Regions from separate parts of the Homo sapiens genome. Here region 1 is linked to region 2. Evidence: chromatin loops called from intact Hi-C (ENCODE). Cell type or tissue: MCF 10A. All regions are shown on one strand. Each heading gives the region's core, and the rest is flanking DNA. Links, peaks and the distances in the headings are about the cores only. Region 1 overlaps LRRTM4 (leucine rich repeat transmembrane neuronal 4). Region 2 overlaps LRRTM4 (leucine rich repeat transmembrane neuronal 4).

What was found. Hi-C counts contacts between places; a loop is a spot of excess contacts. Peaks named below come from ENCODE experiments on the same cell type or tissue, not always from the same donor. Only the 100,000 strongest peaks of a DNase experiment are listed, where the experiment ranks them.
Region 1: a loop joins it to region 2, with 5 times the contacts of the local background. A loop is called at or near these places in 3 of 110 quality-filtered maps.

The regions. Positions count from the first base shown.
Region 1 is chr2:77,318,472-77,327,829 of GRCh38, forward strand. All of the region lies in intron 3 of LRRTM4 (leucine rich repeat transmembrane neuronal 4), which reads right to left. Among named protein-coding and RNA genes, the nearest start is that of LRRTM4, 200 kb to the right of the region's middle. In MCF 10A, for the core only: no CTCF peak of the experiment used is centred there; no DNase peak of the experiment used is centred there.
Region 2 is chr2:76,949,461-76,958,818 of GRCh38, forward strand. The region is part of intron 3 of LRRTM4 (leucine rich repeat transmembrane neuronal 4); the gene reads right to left. Among named protein-coding and RNA genes, the nearest start is that of LRRTM4-AS1, 32 kb to the right of the region's middle. In MCF 10A, for the core only: a CTCF peak has its summit at 4,478; a DNase peak (open chromatin) is centred at 4,491.

The DNA of each region.
Region 1 (9,358 bases), core at 730-8,729, 370 kb after region 2:
ACTTTCATAGAACTGCTGCAGGTCACGTTATCTTCTGGCTGAAAATTAAAATGACACCTGGAAAATATAACTACCCTTTTCAAGGCACAAAGCCCAAATCAAATAACCTCCTTACTTAATACCATTGTGGCTTGAAATAGGATAGTTTATCTAATTTGGGTAAAGGAAGAGGCAATATCAGTTCATTTATGTGGCATGAATACTGTTTTATTTGCATACAAAAGTGATCATTATAATTTTAGAATGGGTAGTTTCTTAAAGGAGAATAACACTCATCTTTCCATCAACGGACTCTCATTTGAAGCTAAACCAATATAAACATTTATAAGAATTAACACTAGAAAACTAAGGTAAATCTGATTGACTTCTGTAAAATTCTGAGTGTTGTAGATTTTTTAAATACCTACTTGCTCTTTTTTTTTTATCTTGAAACAATGTTTCAAGATAATTGCACCCTCTGTATACTTAGGGTGCAATTTATTTTTTTCAACTGAGATAGTCAAGGATAACTGGACACAGCTATTTTCTCCATTTATAGATAGAGAAAATATTTTTAACAGGATTACTCAAGGGCTACAGTTAATTATCATGGGTATAGCTTGGTACACATCTATATTGATAGCCAGCCCTGGGATGGGCGTGGTGGCTCATGCCTGTAAACCTGGCACTTTGGGAGGTTGAGGCAGGCGGATCACTTGAGGTTGGGAGTTCCAAGACCAGCCTGGTCAAAATAGTGAAACCTTGTCTCTACTAAAAATACAAAAAATCAGCTGGGTGTGGTGGCGGGCTCCTGTAATCCCAGCTACTAGGGAGGTTGAGACAGGAGAATCGCTTGAACCCTGGAGGCGGAGGTTGCAGTGAGCCGAGATCGCGCCACTGCATTCCAGCCTAGGCTACAAGAGCGAAACTCCACATCAAAGAAAAAAAAAAAAGCCAGCCTCAAGTTTCAGTAAAAATTAAATAATTTAGCTAACACCTACCTGCTACTTGATTTCACTCAACCATCTCTTGCTCCACCCCTTCAAGCTGATTTGGTTCTCACTGCGGAGCCTAGGGGAGTAAGTGGTTCAGGAACCAGGGAGTTTTTGAATGCCTTCAGCTTATCCTTATGTCCCCTTCTCCTACATCTTGTAAAATAAGGCAATATGGGATTTTATGGGAGTAAATATCTCAGATTTTCTGGCGTACAGGCTTACACAATTTCTCAAATAGGAGTGTATGTCGTACAAATGTAGCACTTTCTGAACAATTAACAATTGGCTTTAAAACTAAGGACACCTACATTTTGAAATAACCATACTACATGGATTTGACATCCACTGAAATCAAGATTTGTTGTCTATTAAAGATGTGTTATTTTTCCCCAAAGGTGAAGATTCATATATGCTTTACATCTGGGATTCAAAGTCTAGGCTTGTATATTTGGATAATTTTTCTGAGAACCATCATAGAACATCCCTTCTAGCGTTGTTCACTTAGAAGTTAAACTACTTTTTTATTAACTTTCAATAAACAGTGAAAAAGAAAATGTAACATGCACCTCTAACTGTTGTTTTTTTTAGGGGAAACCGGCCTATTAATTTCAGGCTTCCCGAGTCACTCTCCATTGTCCCTACTTTGGTCTTTGTTGAGCCTTCTTAGATACTACGTACTCTGAGGCCTCTGCCCTCCCTTTTCCTTACTAATGTCAGCTCTGCCAAATCCATTCATACTCAAGTCAAAAATGAAAGATAAAATGACTACCACACACAGACATGAGGGTACTTTAACAAGAGACTAGAGACTGAAAGGAAAAAGAAATAATAATAAAAGTAGTCTCATATTACAACTGGTACATACGAGTTATGAGTTGTCAGATAATCTCACCCACACCCTTAATTTCCCACAAGGGAGGTCCCACCTAATAGACAATGGTAATGGAAGGAGAATGAAACTCTTCATGGATATTACAATATGGCTTTTTCTTCTCTGTTGTGCTCGCATGAGATATTTGAAATTACAATTATTATAAAAATACTGCCTAGTGTTATTTGCCTACTTATTTTAAATTAAGAAAGTCTGTCTCAAAAGGACTCAATGTGGCTGACCAGAAGAAGAACATCATAAGGCAATTAAGTGGATATAAGAGAAATGGAGGCCAGAACCAAAGAAAGAGACCAAATAAAATATGGTAAGAACAAATGTTAATAAAGTTATTGTTATGAAAGATCAGAAATCTTATATTCATGGTTATTATACCTATATGAGTTATTTAAAATTTTTAATGTTTATTATTTAAAAATATTAAATACACAGAGAAAAAAATGTATTACCAAACTGGCATGAATTAAAACAATAGATGTGAATCTATATGTAATGGGAGTTATATTACTCCAACTATATAAACATAGAACATTTAAATAAATTATTAAGCTTTAATATTTATATTAACTTCAGCTTTTTTGATATTTCATCTCTGTCATTATTTGACATACCTGATAGGGATATTGAAAAAATTGTACTGAGATTTGCAAGTACACATGTTAATAAGAATAAAAAATATAGACTTTGCATTATGTCATGGCAAAATATTATCCTTATTTCTGGTTAGTTTTATTTTTTTAAAAAAAGGACAAAAAGAATATTCAAGTAAACTCATAACTTTATTACTAAAAGCACCATCTGGTGGTTACTAGAAATGGATGCATTTCAATCTTTCTGTCCTCAGATCTTTTGATAAAACAATAGAAAAATGTTTCTCTCTTGCATGCTGACAGAGATTCCCCTCTGCATATTGAAATTATAAGCCTAGAGAAACAGAAGGTGGATTTTATTGGTAGAATGCTTTAGTCTATGTGTGTGCATGCAATAAAATCAATTTTTCAGCTTCCCTTTTATTAGAAACCTTGGTATATAAATAAGAGTATTTTCTGATCTAAATCAGTTTTACATAACCAGAAGGCAATTGTGAGTTCAGGAATTAGAAAGGTCTCCCATACAGGGGACATTAGAAAATCCAAACTGAAGTGTTTTAACTTTCCCAGGTTGTTACCTGATTCTCGCATGCAGTAGGTTCCAAATAAGTGTTGGCTAAATCGGGGAGGGGGGGGGGTGTGTGAAAGAAAAGAAAAGAAAAGAAAAGAAAAAAGAAATGAATTGCCATGACTTAATGTGAGATAAGACAAAACCGGGGGGAAATATCCTCATATTTTATATTAGATAGATATTTTTAACCATGCCAAATTTGATGTGTGAATTTAACATTAGCAGGAAAGGAGTGATGATTTTTATTTTTAAGGAAAGATTATCGTGCAATGAATAAATTTAGAATTTTTTTGAGATTTCAAAAATATGGCAAGGTATTAATTCTGGGAGCTTTAAAAGACTGTTAATATGAGCATTTGACCTAATGAATTATAAACACAGAACAAAGAAATCCTCTGTTGCTACATAGCTTTGTTGTGAATTCAATAGAACTCATTTTCTACATTCTCTTGAGAGGATTGAAGAAGATTATTTCAAATTGAAATTTAAGATATGAAATTCTGAGCTGTAGGAGGGTAAAAGGTTTTTACTTTTTTCTTCTTTGAAAATTAATTTTCCCCATTACAAATGCAGAAATTGAGTTTCAAAGGTAATCTAGTAAAATCAAGTCACACAGGTAGAAATAGTGGAGTTGTCATTTGAGTTCAAGTTCTTTGTTTCCAAAGCACTGTTTCTCAGCATTGTGAAGAAGGTTTGCAATTATACGAATAGATTTTTCTGATGGTTTGGGAGATGGGTAGATGAGGAAGAATATGACTTTCTTTATATATGGGTAACTTCCTCTAAATATCACTGTGTTATTTCACCACTCCTTCTATGTGATCCAAATATATCTCTTTAAGTAACATAGTTGACATGAAGACTGTTTACTCTGCATCTGACTCCTCTAACCACTTTGAGGATAAACTCTTAGTGTTTCAAGATGTGATCTCATATCACAGTTAAACTAAAAATTATTCTGCTTTCACTACATGATAGGGAAAGTTTAACAATTCATTCAACAGATACTTTCCTAAGTGTTAGAACATTTCTATATCCAATAAGGAGAAAAATGCATTCATACAAATTTTGTAGTCAATGATAAAAACAAGAGTTTGGAATGGCTTCGGGGGAAAACTGCTTCTGCCAGGAACACTTACTTAGTTCTAGGGTAAAAATAAGCTTCACAGATCCAATATCAGTAAGCGATCCTCATCAAACAGATGCCAAAGTTTGTTTTAAAAAGTGATATATCTACAGTTCACACACAACTTTAAAAATCTATTTGATTTTGTTATGCGTATAACAGAGAAAGTCCAGGATTGAGGGTTGGGATGTTGGAACTACATAAACTCTCTCTCTCTCTCTCTCTCTCTTTCTTCCACCCCAGCTTATTGTATGTAACCAGTTTTTCAAAATAGAAATGTCAGCATCTGATAACTGTTACATGGATATTTATATTAGTAATAAAAACACTACAATAGTAATAATTTTTGGTCAAATTGATCTGTTATCCATCCAACATTTATTGTCTCTCAATAGGATCTAGATGTTTCATGGAGGCGTCACTTTTTCTTCACAAGTCATAGACAAAAGATGTTGGCTCCTGGGGGGAACCATGATTATGATACACCTGGCTCTGTGCTTCTATTCCTCTTGCTCCAGTGGGCAGTCACCCAGACCTAATTGTCATATGACAATCTCCTGTCCACTGTGATTGCTTTCTGATTAAAGTTATTCCAAACAGATTAAATGCCAGAAATTTTTCCCCAGAATTTTTTGGTGGTCAGCGGAGGAACAGTCTCTGAACTGGAAAGAGGCCAGCATTTTATTGTTTGCTGCCATCTTGAGAACGTAATGGGATCTAGCCTTTGCATTAAGCTGTTACTGTCAAAGGTTAGAGTTGGGAGAAAACTTGAATGCTGAGAAATACTGTTGAGGCTCTAACATTTTTTTGGAGTCCACCCTACGTTTGAACTTTTCTGTTGGGTAAGCCAAACATTTCTGTTTGTTTCTTATGCCAGTTTCATGTAGCTTTCCTGCTGCTTGAAAATGAATACCTAATCACAATGGCATTGATAGCAGTTATTATTTAAGTAATTTCTGGTCAAAAGGCATTGTGCTAAATGGTTCATTGGGAGGCAGATACTTTGATTACCTCCATTTCATAGCTAAGGAAACAGATTTGGAGAGGTTAAATGGCTTACTTAAGATCACACATTTAAAAGACATCAGAGTTGCAATTCGAACTGCATCTTTCTAATGATAAATTTCATACATTTGAACCTTCCACCATGGATGAGACAATGGGCTTAAACTTTGATGTCACACTATCTAGCTGTGTGGTCTTGGGCGAGTTACTTAACTTCAGTAGTTCTTAATTTCCTTAACCATAAATTGGGGACAATAATAGTCCCTAGCTGATATAAGAATTAAGGGAGCTAACATGTATAAAAATTACCTGTATAATAGAAAATTACCTATATAATAATTATTAGACAATAAATATTAGATCGTCATAATTACTAGGCTTGCATTTATTCATTTTCAGATTAGGTTTTCTAACCAACAGAATACAGATTCTTCAGGCACATCACCACTACCTCCAAACAGACCTAAATAAACATAGTAACATGGGGTTTTCATTTTTATAGAGCTCAGGCTTAAATGGTTGCAATATTTCTGGTGTTCTCTCCCTATCCCACATGTATTTGACTTTATTGATATTTTTTCTCGACAAATATTTATTAAGAGCTTAGCTTGTGTTGAGGTGTATTGGAGATGGGAAACAGAGTAGCAAACATAAAGCAGATAAGGTTTTTACCTTCTTGGGACTTAACAGTCCTGTGGGCTGGAGGAAGAGACAGATTATTAAATAGGTAAGCTCATATGCACACAAATATATTTCTGACAGAAGTGCTACCAAAGTAAGGAATAGTGTGAGAGCATATAAATGGAGGCTCAAATCTAGTCCAGGAAATAAGGATCCCCTGAAGATGTGATTTTTATCTTTCCCCTAAACGCTTTTCTAGATTTTTTTTAATCCAGAAAAGGGTTTAGGAGAAGGACAACAGCATTCACATCAGCCCTGAGACAGGAAATAACTTTGTGCTCTTAGGAAACTCTTAACATCTTCTTGTAGTTATAATAGAGTGAGGTATGGAATTTATATGGTTAGTGAAGTGGCTGGAGAGGTTGACGAAAACAAGATTATACTACATTTTGTTGGCCATCTTATAGATTTTGGGATACGTCCCAAGATTCTTAAGTAAGGCCATGGTATGGTTTCATTTTGTTTAAGAAGTCACTGACTATTTTGTGAAGAATTGATTGGACAGGCATACAGGCAGATTTGCAAAGAACAATTGAGAGAAGAGTTTATTAGTCTTGAAGAGTAAAAATACCTGTAGGTGATTCGAACCAAGGTCATGGTAGACTGATAAAGGAAGGTAGCTGAATCAACAATTATTTAAGAATTTGAATTAATGAAATTTGGTAATGAACTAAATATAGTTAGTTGATGGACTAGATGTTATAGTATTCCATGCACATCCCTTCCACTGAAGCAGCTACTATTTAGTTGTTTGCTTGGCTCACAATTTCTCCTTTCTGCAGAGAAACACAAGAAATTTCTTAGAAGTGATATACCACTCTACATTCTTCATACCTATACTCCCAGACAATAATGAAATCGCCAAAGGACTGCCCCCCTTCAAAGAGAATATTTTCTATATCCAAATCCCTGTATCAGCCTCTGGTTCTAGGGAACAAACAAACAAAAAAAAGATAGTTGAGCACTTGGCAAAGGACAAAAAGATTTCCAGGATGATTCTCAATCTTTTTATCAAAGCAACTTTTACTCTCACTGTGGGTGGAACTGGCCAAGACGTGAGTTCAGTTTGGGAGGCACTGGGTTTGAGACCTATAAGAACAAACCAAGTAGAGATGTCAAGTTGTCACTTAGCTATATAGGGCTCTGGATTTCAGAAAGGACTGGAAATAAAATTAGAGTGTATTGATATCATAAAAAGTAAAGGCAGCGTGGGAATGGGAGAGAGAGTAGTGTGAGAGAACGGTCAAGACTCCTCTTGAAGATATGTAATTGGCAGTGAGCCATTTGCTAACACAATTCTCTCTAATTCCTCTCTAAGGGCCCTTTTATGTTGAGTGTGGGAACTTTACCCTTTTGGTTTGTTTGGGTGTGGAGGCTATTTCTGAAATAATATCAAGTACTTTCACAGCTTTCAGTTCTTTGTACTATGTATCGGAAAAAAGATGTGTGAAAGCTTTTTTCCCCACCTCTGCAGCCCATCAGCTTTATCTATGGTTGACTCTAAAGGCAAAACCATTATGGATCATTTTTAAACCATTCATAGTTTGCTTCTGAAGAGCTTCAGGACACATTATCCCAAATATGGCACCTTGGCATTTGAGAAAACAGTAGAAGCAAGAAGGCTACTCTTAGCTTTGCTGTGCTTTTTTCCTGTGAGGCAGGTCACAAAACCTAGGAAGGTAATTTTCTGACCTTTCCTCACTCTGCTCCCCCAGAGCAGGTCACAGGATCCTCATTTGAGAAATGCGCTCCCTTTATCTGGAGGAAAGGAGCCAAAGACACAGAGATGCCGTGAGAAATTCCAACAAACAGATCTTACTAAGTTGTCCCAGTTTATTATCATTAGATCATACCATTTTGTTCCATGACTGCTCACTTTTAATCAAATTTAAGCATAAAAACAAGTTTACCTATTTCTTTGGTGTTTCTTTCCTTACGAAGTTTCTCACATCATGTAAAACTTGTATGAAATAAATGTATCTACTTTTCTCTTGTTAATCTGTCTTCTGTTATAGGAGCCTCAGGCACAAACCTAGAAATTGCAAGGAAAATAAATCTTTCTTCCCTTATACCTCTTCTTAATTTTACTTTTATTTTAGTTTTAGAATTGGGATCTTGCTCTGTCTCCTAGGCTGGACAGCAGTAGTATGATCATAGCTCACTGTGGCCTCGAACTTCTGGGTTGAAGCTTCCCTCCCACCTCAGCCTCCTGAGTAGCTAGGACTACAGGTATGAGCCACCATTCCTGGCTATTGGTTTTTTAACTTTTGTAGAGACAGGGTCTCTCTATTTTGCCCAGGCTGGCCTTGAACTCCCGGCCTCAAGCAATTGTTCCACCTTGGCCTCCCAAAGTGCTAGGATTACAGCTATGAAGGACTGTACTCTGCCTCACCTATAACTCTTTATAGTCAAAACGGATTACTCCTCTCATCATCTCTAAATTGAATAGGATCTATAGAATCTAACCTTATTTCCAGCCAATGAATGGAAAGACAACGTGTTATATCCTACCAGCCTACTTTCCCTTCCTCTGTTGCCATCTTGTCACAAAAACGTCTTCACATGTGTTTGAGACCATCACTTGACAAAATTTTTTCTTTGATGCTGTTTATGTGCTTCCATTTTCCTCTCATGCAATTTTAATTTCAGAATTCAGAGTTTCCTAAACCAGCGGCTCAGCTGTTTCTGCTGCAGGAAAGGTTGTGGGCAAAAGGATGTTTGTTTTGTTCTTTAATCTGGAGTTTTCTCTTCTATGATGGATACAGTAAAGGAGCAGGGAAAAAGATTTTCCTCCTGAAAGAAAGGAGTAGGATAGCTCTTCACTTGGGCAAAAGGATAGCGGTCAAGCTAATTATTTATATTAAGCTACTTATACCTATTGTGGTACTAAAGTATAACTTTGTATGAATTCCAATAACTTGTAAGCCTAATTATACGGTATAAAATATAAAAATGCTATGATAGATTTTAAAAAGAAAATGGAGTAACCCAAGAATGTGATGCAAATTATGTTTATATATAATTTTGAGATTCTCAGCTCCTACAGCTTTCCAATATTACATACCACTTACGTGGGCATAGAGTTCAGTTTTTACAGGGTGATTTGTAGCCTATCCATAACAATGAGAAGCTATTTGGCCATGTATAATAAAGATTGTTATGCAAAACTGTTCCTTTGGCATGGTACATTTTTTTATTTAAAGAAACAATTCAAATTCCCTGTAGGTAAGGAAATAAAAGAACAAAAGGTTATATGTTGTACAGGTAGGAATGAAAAGGAGAAAAATTGAGGGATTTCTTATTCTTTTATGTAATTACAGGATTTGAGACTGATGTTATTTGTTGCCTTCTGTTTTCCTCCATTTAATTATAGAAAGGCCTACCTTCTCTAGACAGTACATTTCCTTGGGAGAAGGCGACCCAGTGATATTCACAGGGTTATCCCCCTTGAAACCAATACAATAGCTGGTGTGTAGAAAGAAAAATGTAAGTATGACTTAGAAAAAAAGGAAGAAAAACAGA
Region 2 (9,358 bases), core at 730-8,729:
GAGAACAATTTATTCTGCTTGAATAGTTCACAGAACACTTCATAGAAGAGATAACATTTTCAGCCAGACTTGATAGATGAGAGAAATTTCAGCTGTTGAAGGTGGCATGAAAAACGTGCCAAAAATACTAGCAGAGAAATGGTGATGCTCAGTGGCCACAGGATACAGTGGGAAGATCTCAGATTCTTCTCTGGTATCCAGTTCCTCTGTGTTTCAATTAATGTATCTGTAAAATGTGTTACTTCTCTGTAATTATAATTTACTCCCACCTAACAGATTTTGCATCACCAAACACATTAAGATAGTTTAAATCACATTATTGATTTTGGTGTAAAAATATTTTGATGATGACATTAAGAAAACACAGAAAATGCAATGATTATTTCAACAGAGAAGAGGTAAGCAGCATTATAATTGACTGGTCAAGATCATAGGCTAAGTCCCATTATAGCCAAATTAAGAGCCATGAGAAAAGCAAAATGCAGGAAAAGTAGAGATAAGATAGAAGACAAAATATATAAAACTGGTGAAAAGTAATAAGACAACAGTAAGATGCATAAGCTTGGACATGAATGAGTGAGAGTAGAGGCCATGATTCAAACAAAGAGAAATGAATTCACAAATTATGAAAACAGTAGTGGTAATGGTGACACATAGGAAAAATAGTTAAGCAAGCCCTCCCAAACACTTCAGAGCATTTCACTGGGAACTCAGTAATCCTTAAATAGCTCTGCCAGAAAACAAGAGCAACCACCAGTTCTGAAAAGTAGTCTAAATACATATATTAAAAGTCACCTCAAAGGTCTCTATGGTAATGTTACATTTTAGCTCACATATCCTGGAAGGCGTATTTCCTAGGGCACTTCAGGTATTGGGATGGAGTCAGACACAAATACACTATAACCTCACTCACACTTATGCATCTCAACTTAACAAAGCATATGTCAGAAAATCATCCCTGCCTGTACTTTCCAAACTTTGTCTAATGCAAAGTAAAGGGAGTTATTTAAGAAAATTTTATTAACCTTCAAAACAGGAAAAATGAATATTGTATCTGAATTGAAAAGTTTAGGAAAAAATGTGTCCTCTGGTTAATCAAAATGAATACTCACTCATCTGCTTAATATGGATTTTTTTTTGACTATAAGAATTTGCTGCTCAAAACTTCAGATAATAGATTTTACAAACAGTTGTAAACAAACACTACATTCTGCATTTGGCTAAATTAGGGCCCTATGAAAGCATTTTTAATGTTGAAAAGAGGAAATAGTGAAATCTGATCTAATACTTACAAAAATAAAACAGATACTCAAGAGCAGTTGTAGGTACTTTTTAGAAAGGGTTCAGCCATATTAAGACTAGATTCAGCCATATTAAGACTAGGCTAAAATGAACTAGAGTTTCCGAGATGTCAGAAAAACCTCATTGTTTTCCTGACAATGTGTCTTCAAATAAACCAGACAGATGCATTCACGTGCAGCCTGTTTTCCTTCATTTCAACACTTTGGAGGAGGAATCCATCAATGTGATTTAAGAATAGATCTGCATATTAATGTTTTCTATCATAAGGAGGAAATAAATACAGTAAGTGTAGCACATGTAATTTAATGATGATGTTATTCACAGAAGGTTTATACAAAAGTCAAATGATAGATTGGCTGCTCTGAATAATAGTTGGAAAAAATTATAAGTCTTGTTCTAAATTTTAAAAGTAAACTTATAAGCATCAAGGAACAATAAAGCTGAAGTGATTAGCAGTGTAAAAATATCTGTCCTGTGATTTAACTTGTCAACATGTATGAAATTTAATGGTAAATATGAAAGACGTATAATGATTAGGAGAGTATGAACTGCTATTCTTAAGGATGGCTTCTCTTTCAGTCACTTTTTTCTAGGTATCGGAGTCTATAAAAAAACAATTTATTTCTTTTAAAAGATAATTACCGTTAACCTAGAGTTTCAACTCTACTCTTCATAATGACAAAATGTCTTTCTCTATTAATTAAAGAAAAGCAGGTCACTGGACCACATCTTTTTTTTGTTTGTTCCAAATAATATTTACCTAGCCTTTATTGTCACAGTAAGAGAGGTGAACCTTAAAAATTTCAAGGTTTGTTTGACTATAAGAAATTGCTGCTCAAACCTTCAGATAATAGATAATTTTTTTCTTTTACTTTAACTTCTGGGATACATATGCAGAACATGCAGGTTTGTTACATAGGTATACACGTGCCATGGTGGTTTGCTGCACCTATCAACCCATCATCTAGTTTTAAGCCCCGCATGCATTAGGTATTTGTCCTAATGCTCTCCCTCCCCTTGCTCCCCTCCCCCTGACAGGCCCCAGTGTGTGATGTTCCCCTCCCTGTGTCCATGTGTTGTCATTGTTCAACTCCCATTTATGAGTGAGAACATGCAGTGTTTAGTTTTCTGTTCCTATGTTAGTTTGCTGAGAATGATGTCTTCCAGCTTCATTCATGTCCTTGCAAAGGACATGAGATCATTTTTTATGACTTCATAGTATTCCGTGGTGTATATGTGCCACATTTTCTTTATCCAGTCTATCACTGATGGGCATTTGGGTTGGTTCCAAGTCTTTGCTATTGTCAACAGTGCAGCAATAAACATAGGTGTGCATGTGTCTTTGTAGTAGATATTAGCTATAGTAGGCTATAGTAGGCTTTTGGCAAAGTCTTTAGGGTTTTCTAGGTATAGGATCATATTGACAGGGAAGAGATAGTTTGACTTATTTTCCTGTTTGAATGACATGTATTTCTTTCTCTTGTAGAATAATCAGATGGCCTGCAGATTTGGAGAAAATATTTGCAGACTATGCCTCCAACAAAGCTATAATATCCAGAACCTATGAGGAACTTAAACAAATCAACAAGAAAACAACAAATAACCTCATTTAAAAATGGGCATGAACAGACATTTCTCAAAAGAAGGCATACGTGTAGCCAACAAATATGAAAAAATGCTCACTGTCTCTAATCATCAGAGAAAGGCAAGTCACAACCACAGTAAGATACCATCTCACACCAGTCAGAATGGCTATTAATAAAACGTCAAAAAAGCAGAAATAATGGCAAGTTTGTACAAAAAGGGGAACACTTATACACTGTTTGTGGAAATGTAAATTAGTTCGGCACGGTGGAAAACAATTTGGAGATTTCTCAAAGAACTTAGGAAACAGAGCTACTGTTTGACCCAGCAATCCCATTACTGAATATATATCCAAAAGAAAATAGATCATTCAGCAAAAAAGACAAATGCACTTGTATGTTCACCACCGTATTATTCACAATAGCAAAAACATGGTACCAATCTCGATGTCCGCCAGTGTGGGGGACTGGGTGTGGTACACATACACTACAGAATACTACACAGTCATAAAAAGAATGATATCATGTACTTTGCAGCAGCATAAATGGAGCTGGAGACCATAATCCTGAATATATTAATGCAGGAAAAGGAAACTACTGCCTGTTCTCCCTTATAAGTGGGAGCTGAACATTTAGCATCCAAGGACATAAATATGGGAGCAATAGACATTAGAGACTACTAGACAAGAAAGAAAAGAATGGGAGAATGGTTCAAGAAACTACCTATTGGCTATATGCTCACTACCTGGATACAATATACTAGTGTAACAAACCTTCATATGTACCCACTGTATCTAAAATAAAATTTGAAAAAAAATAAAGTAAAAAAAAAAATAGTATACCTGGAAAAAAAGAAAAACTTCAAACAAGAAGAGTTTATGGATGTCACCATGATAACACAATAGACTATTCCAGACCTTTTCCCCCACAGGAACACTGATCTAACAACAGTATATGGACCAAAAAGCCTCTATGAGAACTTTAGAAATCAGTCAGGAAGTGGCAGTACTCCATGCAACCTCAAAGCCAAGAATAGTTGCTTTGAAACGGGCAAAAATGCTATTTTATTTCAAACAAGAGAGCACCTTTCCTAACGCAGCACTGCTCACAATTGGTAGGAAAACACACGCGCACACACACACATTACGTTCTCTTGTGAGGGAAAGAGAAGAGTAGAACATACATCATATATTTCATCATTTTTGGGAAGCTGCCCAAGGGACTGACTAGGAGCACTGAGAGTTAACTGGTATACCTTGAATGTCTGGGGTCCACAGAGATCAAAAGAGAGTTCAGCAGCTTATTGAAGCCCTGGACTACACATCATACCACACAGAAACCAGCACAATTCACCACAATTGGGATTAAATGCCTGGTTTGTGGCTTCTCTCTTGGGAGGGAAAAAGTAGAGTAGAATGTGCATCTGATATTCAGCTTTTCTGGGACTGTTTGAGGTACTGATTACTGTCTTATCTGACTCAGAGTCCTGATGGGAGCTGGCATAATTTGTATGCTTGAAGGTTACAGAGCACAAGAGAGGTCAGTAGCTTATGACAGTATCAGAGAACCTGCAATACCACAGACAGACACCAGAGAGAGCAAGAGACTACAACCTCCTGAGAAAGAAACTGACAAGCCTCTTCAACAGAGAAACTACGTGCACAAGCCTGGAGAAAAGACCACATGTATAAAAGATTTGAGAAGCCCTCAGAGTCTCTAGCCAGGCAGGCTGGGGGTGGTCTTTCTCTGAATGAAGCCAGTCCATAAAGACTCAGAGAGGTAGGTTTTTTCAAAGTGTATGGATCCCCACACAATGTTACACGGCATGTAAAGAAATAGAAATAAGGCCTAATCAAAGAAACAAAATAAATTTTTAGAAACAAACTCTAGGGAAATAGATGTATATAAATTACATAACAAAGAATTCAAAATAACCATCAAAAAGATGACCAATAAGCTCAGAAAACAATGCATGAACAAAACGAGAATATCAGCAAGATAGAAATTAATAACAAAGCAACCAACAAAAAACAAAATTTTGGATATGAAGAATACAATGACCGAATTGAAAAATTCACTACAGTTTCTAGATCAATCCAAAGAAAGAAATCAACAGACTTGAAGATAGGTCATTTGAAATTATCCAGCCTGAGAAATAAAAAGAAAAAAAAAATGGAAAAGAGGGATGAAAGCCAAAGGATCTAAAGTATACCATCAAATGAACAAATACGGGAGTTCCAGACGAAGAAGAAGAGAGAAAGGGCCAGAAAGCTTACTTGGACAAGTATTGGCTAACGTGGTCTGAAATCTGGGGAAAGAAATGAAAGTCCAGATTTGAAAAACCCAGTGAATTAGAACTGAAATGAACATAAAGAAGCCCACGCTGATATACGCGATAATAAAATTATCAAAATTAAATAATGAAAACAATTTCTAAGCAATATGAGAAAAGCAACTCATCACATACAACTCACCACATCACATACATATTCATAAGACTATCAGTGATTTATCAGCAGAAACCTTGTGGGCCAGAAAGACTTGGTATGATATAGTAAAAGTGCTGGGGACAAAACAAAAACAAAAACAAAACAAAAAAACCGCCAGCCATAACATAAATACCATAACCAACAACAATATCCTTCAGAAATGAAGGGGAAACAAAGACTTTTCCAGGAAAACAAAAGCTGCAGGAGTACATCACCATTAGACCTGCCTTCCACGAAATCCTAAAGGGAACTCTTCATGTTAAAATAAAAGGACACAAGACAGCAACATGAAAGCATGTAAAAGTATGAAGCTCACTGATAAGGGTAAATTTATAGATAAATAAAAATATGGTAATTCTGTAATGGTGATGTATAAATAACTTTTAATTCTGAAGTAGGAGTTAACAAAAAAGTATAAAAATAACTACAACGATTAAAATAGGTCAATTGACACACAATATAAAAAAATGTGACTTGTGACATCAATGTAAAAAAGTCCGTTGGGAGAAAAAAAGTGTAGTGTTTTTGTATGTGATTCAAGTTAAGTTGTTACCTACTTAAAACAGATTGTTACCATGATAAGGTGTTTTATGTATGGTAATCATAAGAAAATATAGACATAAGATATGAAAAATAAAATGAGAAAGGAATCAAAGTATGTCACTACTAAGAATTCAATAAAACAGAAAAGAAGCAAGAGGAGAGGGTAAAAAAGCTACAAGACAGCGATATGAACTGTTTATGTTCTTCTTAAATTCATATGTTGAGTTCTCAATTCCCAATACGATGCTATGTAGAGGTGGGGCCTTTGGAGTGTAATTAGGTCATGAGGGTGGAGCTCTCTTGAATGGAATTAATGACCACCTAAAAACAGAAGAAGATGCAGGATCTCACCTTTCACTCTCCACTTGGGGAGGGTACAAGGAGTGGATGACCGTCTGCAACCAAGAGTGGGCCCTCACCAGACACTAAATTTACCAGTACCTTGATTTTAGACTTCCCAGCCTCCAAACTACGAAAAATAGTTATTAGTTAAGTCTCCCACTCTATGGTAAATTGTGATAGCAGCCCAAACTGACAAAGATGGACAGCAAGAAAACATTGAATAAAATGGCAAAAGTAAATTATTACTATCAGTAATTACTTTAAGTGTAAATCGATAAAACTCCCACTTAAAAAAAAAAGCCTAGAGAGGTTGAATGGATTCAAAGAATAATATTCAACTGTAGGCTGTCTAGAAGAGACTCATTTTAGATTTAACAACACACATTAGTCAAAAGTGAAAGAATGAAAAAAGATATCCCATACAAATGATAACCAAAGAAGAATAGAGGTGCCTCCAGGAAAGATCACTTGTTAGGTCATAAAGCAAGGTTTAACAAATTTAAGAAGACTGGCATAATGGCAAGTGTCTTCTCTGACCACAGTGGAAGGAAACTAGAAATTAATAGCAGAATAAAAACTGAAAAAATAAAAAATAAAAGAAAATTAAACACATTTGGATAACTAATACGTAAAGAAGGGAAAGGTAAGGGGAACAATTTGTCCAAAGGGAAATTAGAAAATATCCTGATAGAAACAAAAATAAAGCACAACAGACCAAAACCTATGGGATGTAGCAAAGGCAGTAGTAAAAGGGAAGTTTATAGCAGCAAATGCCTACATTATAAAAGAAGAAAAATCTCAAATAAACTATCTAACTTTATACCTCAAAGAACTAGAAAAATAAGAATGATCTAAACCTAAAGATAGCAGAAAATGAAAATAATAAACACTTGATAAGAAAAAATAGAGAATAGAAAAATTAAAATATTAATAAAATTAAGGAGATTTTTTGAAAAATCAATCAGTTGACAAACCTTTAGGAAACTAAGAAAAAAAGAGAGAAGATTCAAAATAAATAAATTCAGAAAGAAAACAGGAGACATTACAAATAAGGCCACAAAAGAAAAAGGATTTCAAGAGATTACTATGAAAAATTTTGTGAAAAATTTGAATAATCTAAAAGAAATGGATAAATTTCTAGAAACCTACAAACCACCCAGACTGAATTACAAAGAAAATTCTTAGCAGACTTATAACTAGTAAGAAAGTTGAATAAGTGATCAAAAACTTCCCAAAAAAGAAAAGTTCATGTTCATCACAGCATTACTAACAATAAACAAGAGTTAGAAACAAATTGTGTCCATCAATGGATAAATGGATTAAAAAATGTGATATATACATACAATGAAATATTATTTGGCAAGAAAAGAGAAAATATTGTTATATGCTACAACATGGATACACTTTAAAGACATTCTGTTAAGCAAAATATACCAGTGATAGAAGGACAAAAAATGCATGATTTTCCTTATGGGAGGTGTTAAAGTGGTCAAACTCTTAGAACCAGATGTAGAATACTGGTTACCAGGGTCTGAAACAGGGCAAAATGGAAAGTCATTGTTCAATGGGTAGAGTTTCAGTCATGCAAAATGAAAAAGTTTTAGAGATATGCTCTACAACAAAGTGCATATAGTTAACAATGTTTTACTGTACACGTATGTTAAAAAGGTGAATGTCATATTATATGGTTTTTCCACAGTGATAACAAGTTAGATATCTCACAAATAATTTCAAGGTAAAAGAACCCTGCTTTACTTGATTTTAAAATCTTTCTAAAGTAACAGGAAAAATATTTTAGATTTACTGGAGATTCTATTTAAATTTTAAACCCAACTTTAACAATTTCAAGAAGAATCCCTGTTTTCTATTCCAGAATTATTTTTCAATCTTTATCAAACTTGGATTATCATATTTGACTGTCCTCTTATGATAGTGCCAAATGGATTTAATAGTACCTCAGGAACCATCATTAGAAACTGATCTAATAAATTGCTATAAATTTGATGCACTTTCTATTAACAGGGTGTAAAAGCTTGAATATAAGAAGAATAATCAAAGTTTCTCATAATGGCACACACTCACATGGTTTTGACACGCTCACTTCTCAAAACATATGTGCTTATGATATGGTTTGAATAATTCTGCCAGATAGACTAGCTTTCCCTTAAGATTATATGTATACATATATGTGTTTGTGTGTGTGTATATATATGTGTGTGTGTATATATATTTATATATAATTTTAATCAACATAAAGTCTTTTATTGTTATTTGTTCCAATTTTAGTTATTATCAGCTGTAGGCCTTAAGTATTTTTGAGACAATAAGTTAAGCTTTAACACTTGACATGAATCACATGGGAAAAAGGAGGTTTCATTTACTACAAAATTCCATGGAATACAACATTTCTTCCCAGCTTTCCCTTAGTTTGACATCAAATATTTATAGAATAGCTAACCTCTTGCACTCAGTGGCCAGGCAGAGGGCCATGTCATCATAATAATGCCAAATTTACTGTCACAATCTTTCCCAGGAATCCAGAATATGAACAATAAAAAACTATGACAGAAACTCTTGATTGCTGAAAGTTTTGAGTTTGACTCTATGGTTTTCTGGCATTGTGTACTGATGGATTTTCCAACTCGAAGATAGATAACTGAGCCCCATAATCACCTGAAAGAGCTGCGCTTGTAACGCACCCACCCCTACGCAGAGGAGAAACACCTACGCTGATATTGCTGAATGTTCCAGATAGAACCCTTTTAAATTTTTGGTACAGCTGGTTTCATAGTTGTTAAAATACTATTTAAAAAGTAAACAGCATCCATTTCCATACAAGATCCTTTAGGTTCACAGTGAGGCCCTGAAGCCTCACACTATCTCTCATGTGCAGATTCGAGGGTCTTCATAACTCTTGAATTTCACTCATGTTCTTTGTTTCATTTGAATCAAGAAAATAGCTCTTGGGTAACTTTCATGTTTCACTGAATGTAAGATCAAGGTATCCTACTAAACTGATACATAGAGTACCATTTTAGTGGGATTAGAATTACCATAAAGTGTGTACAACAAAATTACTGTAAAATCTGCAGTATTTTT